Linked DNA regions of Homo sapiens: region 2 is linked to region 1. A link is a loop called in an ENCODE intact Hi-C map of the cell type or tissue named here. Cell type or tissue: HepG2. All regions are shown on one strand. Each heading gives the region's core, and the rest is flanking DNA. Links, peaks and the distances in the headings are about the cores only.

Region 1 (2,919 bases), core at 139-2,638:
TTGGAAGCTTCCTACATTAGATTGCTGGTGAATATGTAAAACCGAACAGCCACTTGGGAAAACAGTTTGGCAGTTCCTCAAAATGTTAAATATTGGCTTCCTAATGACCAATTCCCCTCCAAGATAGATACACAAGAGAACTGAAAACATGTTCATGAAAATATGAATATTCATAGCAGCCGTATTCCTTTTTTTTTTTTTTTTTTTTTTTTGAGGCAGAGTCTCATTCTGTCTCCCAGGCTGAAGTGCAGTGGCACAATTTCTCCTCACTGCAGCCTCGACCTCCCAGGCTCAAGCAATCCTCCCACCTTGGGTTCCCGAGTAGCTGGGACTACAGGCATGTGCCACCACCTCCAGTTAATTTTTTTTATTTTTGGTAGAGATAGAGTTTTACCATGTTGCCCAGGCTGATCTTGAACTCCTGGGCTCAAGCAATCCACCTGCCTTGACCTCTGGGATTACAGGCATGAGCCACTGCGCCTGGCCAGCAGCCTTATTCTTAATAGCCCTAAAGTGGAAACAACCCAAATATCCATCGGCTGCTGAATGGATAAACAAAATGTGGTACATCCATGCAAGGAAAACTATTCAAACATAGAAAGGAACAAAATGTTGATTCATGCTACAACATTGATGTACCTTGAAAACATGCTATGTGAAAGAAGCCAGATACAAATGACCATGTATTTACATGATTCCATTATGAAGTGTACGCAATAGGAAAATCCACAGTGACAGAAGTAGATTAGTGGTTGCTAGGGGTTGGAAGAGGGAGAAATGGGGAGAGACTGTTGATGGGTCTGAGGTTTCTTTCTGGGGTGATGAAAATGTTCAGGAATTAGGGTGATGATGGCACAATTTTTTGAATACACTGAAAACTACTGAGTTGCACACTTTAAAAGAGTGAATTTTATGGTATATGAATTATTAAATTTTTTAAAATAGGAAGAAGGTAGTTGGATCCAAAGGAGAGTTTTTTGTTTTTTGTTTTTTTAAAAAAAAATGATGAGACAACTCCAGAAATAGGGTTTCAGTTTCAGGTTAAATTTTCTGCTATCGGGAAAAAATATCTGGATTATTCGTTTATCCTTGTTTGTCTTTGGCTTTCTAGAATGCTCTTGTTACTCTCTCATTCGAAAGTTTACTACCTGAATTAAAAGGGTTTTGTTCCAAGTTGCTCCTGAGTCAGTGGGATCGTTTTCATGGCAAGTGCCTTGTCATCTTCATATCTGAGTGTGTTTCTGGATTTTCCTCCAGAGACAAATTCCCTATTCAGGCTTCCTTGTGATCCACCAGAGGGCATGCTGACTCTGCAGTTTCAGTTTAGCTTCTGCCTTAAGATCTGACTGTGATCGACATTTTAGTGTCATCTTCTAATTTGTTTGTAGAACTCTGTCAAGACTGCCTCCTCCCTCTTTTTAAAAAATCTCTATTTAAAGAGGGTTCTTGTGGTGGTCAGCATTACGTGAACATCAACGTATTTGGGTCCAAGAGGCATGATACTAAATGAGGTTTAACACCGCTGGAGCTGACACAGTTGGCCCTTGGGTAGACATTCTTCTCTCTTTAACAGTGTGGTGCCACAGTGCCTCTTGAGATTTTGTTAGAATGCTGGTTCTGATTCAGTAGGTCTGGGATGGGGCCTGAGATTCTGCACTTCTAACAAGCTCTCCCTGATGCAGATGCTGCTGTCGAGTGGATCATACTTTGAGTAGAAGCTGATACAGTTTAGAGAAGATGGCTTCGGAATGGGACAGGGCCGAGTGTGAAACATAGCTCTACCATTAACGTGTGCGTGACCTTGCGCAAGTTAATTAACATCTGCGCCACAGTTTCTTATCTGTATGATCAGAGTAAGACCGAGCAGGTAGAAGTGTGCCTAGCATCATGTGCCTGAAATGCTAAATGCTATTGACCTTCTCCTGCCCACAAAGATCAAGAATTCTGTGGTAAGGAGTAAGGAACAAAATACATGACTGGGATTCTCCCACCTGGAGCCTGTGCCCCTTGCCCTCACCAGCCTCTGCTTCCTCTGTTGCTTTTGGGACTGGCACTAATCCCGGCTGGCTTGCCTTCTTATGGGATTGGCATGAGGACATTATGAGCTGTAAGATGAAGCACCTCTGTAAAGTATATGCTATTACTCTACAGTGCTGGCTTGGGGAATTACATCCTCATAGGTTACCCAAGGTGAGTTGGTGGCTTGTTAAATTTGTTCTGTTTCTGTTTCGTTTATCATCATTTGAAGTGGAAGGAAATAGGAGATTGTGTTTACATTTCAATTAAGTTGATGGATCCTCTTTCTTCTGGGAAACAATACGTACAAATAGTTTTTAAGAATTAAACAAAGCCACAAGTGCAATAAATCAAACTAGTTTCCAGTCTCCACAGCCTGATGTTTATTGCTTTCCTAAGGGTAGTAATTGTACCCTTTGAGACCCTGTTCTACCTTCTTGTTTGACTCTTGCATGGATTGTCAGGTTGGGGTCTTTAACGCCTGATGACTTTGAAGAATGAGATTGTTTACTTTGTTACAATGCCAGGGCAGAGCATTTGAACTGCTGTTGCATCGACATCAGGTAATCAAAGATAAGATATTTGGGTTGAAGCCTAATACACTAGGCTTCACTGGGACTCACTGCGCTTCTGGAAGGTAGAGGTGGCCATGTCATTTGGAAGTGAGAATTATCTGATTCCTCTGGCAGGTGAATATGTGTGCTGCAGTCTAGTCACTTTCCATAACCGCTCTGGTGACTAAGCTTGGTCAGATAGGGCGTATATCAGTGAGCTGTTTTTTGTTTGTAGGCTGCCTAGAAATATGTTGACTTTGTACAGTCTAAGCTGAAAGCCAGCAGTAACTGGTGGTTAAGAAGTTAATATTATTCTTGAAAAATTTAATCTACCCTATCATTAAAGAGC
Region 2 (2,919 bases), core at 196-2,695, 330 kb after region 1:
CTGTATAAAAGCGAAGCAGAAACAAACTTCTTCACAATTATCAGTAAATCCATCAAATAACCCAAGGAGACACAGAATTTTTATTTTATTTTATTTTTTACTTTATTATTATTATTATTATTATTATTATTATTATTATTATTATTTGAGACAGGGTCTCGCTCTGTCGCCCAGGCTGGAGTGCAGTGGCGCGATCTCCGCTCACTTTCAAGCTCCGCCTCCCGGGTTCACGCCATTCTCCTGCCTCAGCCTCCCAAGTAGCTGGGATTACAGGAGCATGCCACCACGCCCAGCTAATTTTTTGTATTTTTAGTAGAGACAGAGTTTCACCCTGTTAGCCAGGATGGTCTCAATCTCCTGACCTCGTGATCTGCCCGCCTCGGCCTCCCAAAGTGCTAGGATTGCAGGCGCAAGCCACAGCGCCAGGACAACACAGAATATTATTAAGTGAAATGAAGTCCAGCTTTACAGCACTGAGCAACCATTAAGTGCCAGTTTATTCCAGGAGCTGCAGGGGATGGAGGACGAATAGAACTTTGAAGTTCACACTCACAGGGTCCAAAGTAGACGCCTGCATCTCTGTCCATCCTCCCCTCAAGGGAAATCATGTAGTGTATCCACTTAATGTTCTGGCCAATTATAGCAGTAATTTAAGGGATAAGAGAAGGAGAGGCAGTAGCTATTGGAGATGCCATGTGTATCCTAGGCTCTGGGTTGGACATTCTGGTGTGAGTCCAGTTCTGTACTTGCTGGCTTTTTGACCGTGGGCACATTTTTTTTAACCTCTCTGTATTTGTTTCTTTGTCTGCAAAATGGTAAAACTATTTTCCTTGCAAGGTTTTTGAGATTAGAGATCACATATGTAACGCTCCCAGCCGAATGTGTAGCTCTAGGTCTTCAGGGATGTGGCAGCCGCCAGGACTGGGTTGGTTTTTCCATGTCAAGGGCCATCCTATCCAGCTGCAGGCATGCTGGCTAGGCACACAACATTCAACGGTTTTTAAGTTTGTCTTGCTGGAAGGTGACCGTGGAGGATCTGCGCCAAGACAAGCTGCTGAGGCCTCTTCTGGTCCTGGGTTCTTCGGCAAGGGCTGCTTCTGTGCAAGGGGGAAGACTCAGGGCACAGGGCTGCAACTCACGCAGCGCAGACAGAAGCGCTGAGAAGGCGGCTGAGAGGAGGCCAGAGAAGAAAATCCTAGATAATGTGTTTAATTTGATCCGTTCCCTGGAGTCATTAAAATGCATCCTCCCCTGGACTCTCAAATTCTTGAGCTGAAATAATCAGTCCAACAGGCTTTTTTTTTTTTTTTTTTTTTTTTTCTGAAAATAATGAAAGCATACTTTATGATGCGTTCAAAATTCTCAGGCCTGTTGAGATACTGCCCTCTAGTGTTCAGGGATGGGCGCAACCTCTTTGGGAAACTGCTTGGCCGACCAGCTTGTTAGCTGATGCATCTCCAAAGGAAAGCTAAAAAAATGCAAGGCTGACCCCAGATAACTCGTTCAACATAAGGGGTTGAGATGGGGGTGGGGATTCAAATTCCTATTCCCGTGATAGAGAAACACAAAATTTTCTGTCGCTTATTTTCAAAGGGACCCCACCTGAATTCAGAGGGAATTATTGACCTCTACGGCATCCTCTTGCCAAGGGGGAAGAAAAATACTCGAAATGACTGACACTTTCCTCCCTGTCTCTCTTCCTCTAGCTCCCTTCCATTTATTGAGCAGCTACCAAAGCATAGCCGTCAAAATATGGACACAGGCAGTCTGAGTTCACAGGCTGGCTTCACAATTTGCCATTTGTGCAAATTAGGGTAAGTGACTTAATCTCCCTGTGTCCCACGTTTTTAAATCTATAAAACAGGGATAAAAATTTTACCTACCTCATAGGCATATTCTAACAATGCATGAGATGCTTGGAGTACATTTAAGGTACTTTGAACAAGACCTTTCACACTGTAAACATTTAATAAAATAAGTTATTATTAGTCGTTATTGTATCCTTCTCTGTCTCAGGCTTTGTCCTAGGTTCCTCGGGAGGCAGCTGGGAAGACAGGCATGGCCCCTGCCCTCATAAAACATATATCCACAAATCCTGGGCTTCAAGCTGTCAGGGATTTTATCCATACTGGAGGGCAAAGAAGAGTAAAGCTCCCAAAGTATGTTTTTAAAAATCCAAGAGAAAACAATTTATGATAGCTCAAGAGCCCGCTAGGAAATATTAGTGCCAATTTTCCCAAACAGAGGTAGAAGTTCCACAGGTATGTCTCTGGATGCCTTGAGAACTTCTCCTTTTCTCAGACATCACTAATGAGATACAATTCTCCTTCTATTTCCAGAGTTTATCCACACCTTTAGCTAAAGGGCAACATTAGCCTTCAGATATTGAATATGGAGCTACTTAACTTGAGTCATGCTGTCTTTCTCTGCTTAAAATTCTATTCCTTTGCCTTTCAGAATTACAGTCTCCAGGAGGCCCCTGCTAAAACACACATGTTCTTAGATATGTTTATTATTATTCATCCTTTATATGTTATTAATCTTTAACACCAGGTATGAGATTAATTTGTTAATTCCTTCCTAACTTGATGGCTAAATTCAGGGACGTTTAGGATGAGTGCATTTTTAAAATAACTTTTTCTAATTTTAAAAATACTAAATGCTCATTGTAGAAAATGTAATAGAGAAAACCCTAAAGAAGAAAATTATCCCCACCATGAGACAACTAATCTTAACATTTGATTCTTCTTTCCAGCTACATAATTATGGATTTATCTATAATCAATAGGTCAGCTGGAATTGCATGGACTTTGAGGTCTGGATAAAATGATGCAAACCTTAGTTCTCTCCTTGTAAGAGCCCAAAGCCCTCCCCTAAATTTCTGCAGATGGATGAGGATTTTATTTTTTCACAGTTGGC

The links. Peaks named below come from ENCODE experiments on the same cell type or tissue, not always from the same donor. Only the 100,000 strongest peaks of a DNase experiment are listed, where the experiment ranks them.
Region 2: it touches region 1 in a loop (9-fold over the local background); 3 of 110 quality-filtered maps call a loop at or near these places.

What each region holds. Positions count from the first base shown.
Region 1 is chr14:25,041,464-25,044,382 of GRCh38, reverse strand. The region is part of intron 1 of STXBP6 (syntaxin binding protein 6); the gene reads left to right. Among named protein-coding and RNA genes, the nearest start is that of STXBP6, 7.2 kb to the left of the region's middle. In HepG2, for the core only: a CTCF peak has its summit at 1,298 (motif pointing right); a DNase peak (open chromatin) is centred at 1,292.
Region 2 is chr14:24,709,062-24,711,980 of GRCh38, reverse strand. No RefSeq gene overlaps it. Among named protein-coding and RNA genes, the nearest start is that of GZMB, 76 kb to the right of the region's middle. In HepG2, for the core only: a CTCF peak has its summit at 1,381 (motif pointing left); a DNase peak (open chromatin) is centred at 1,390.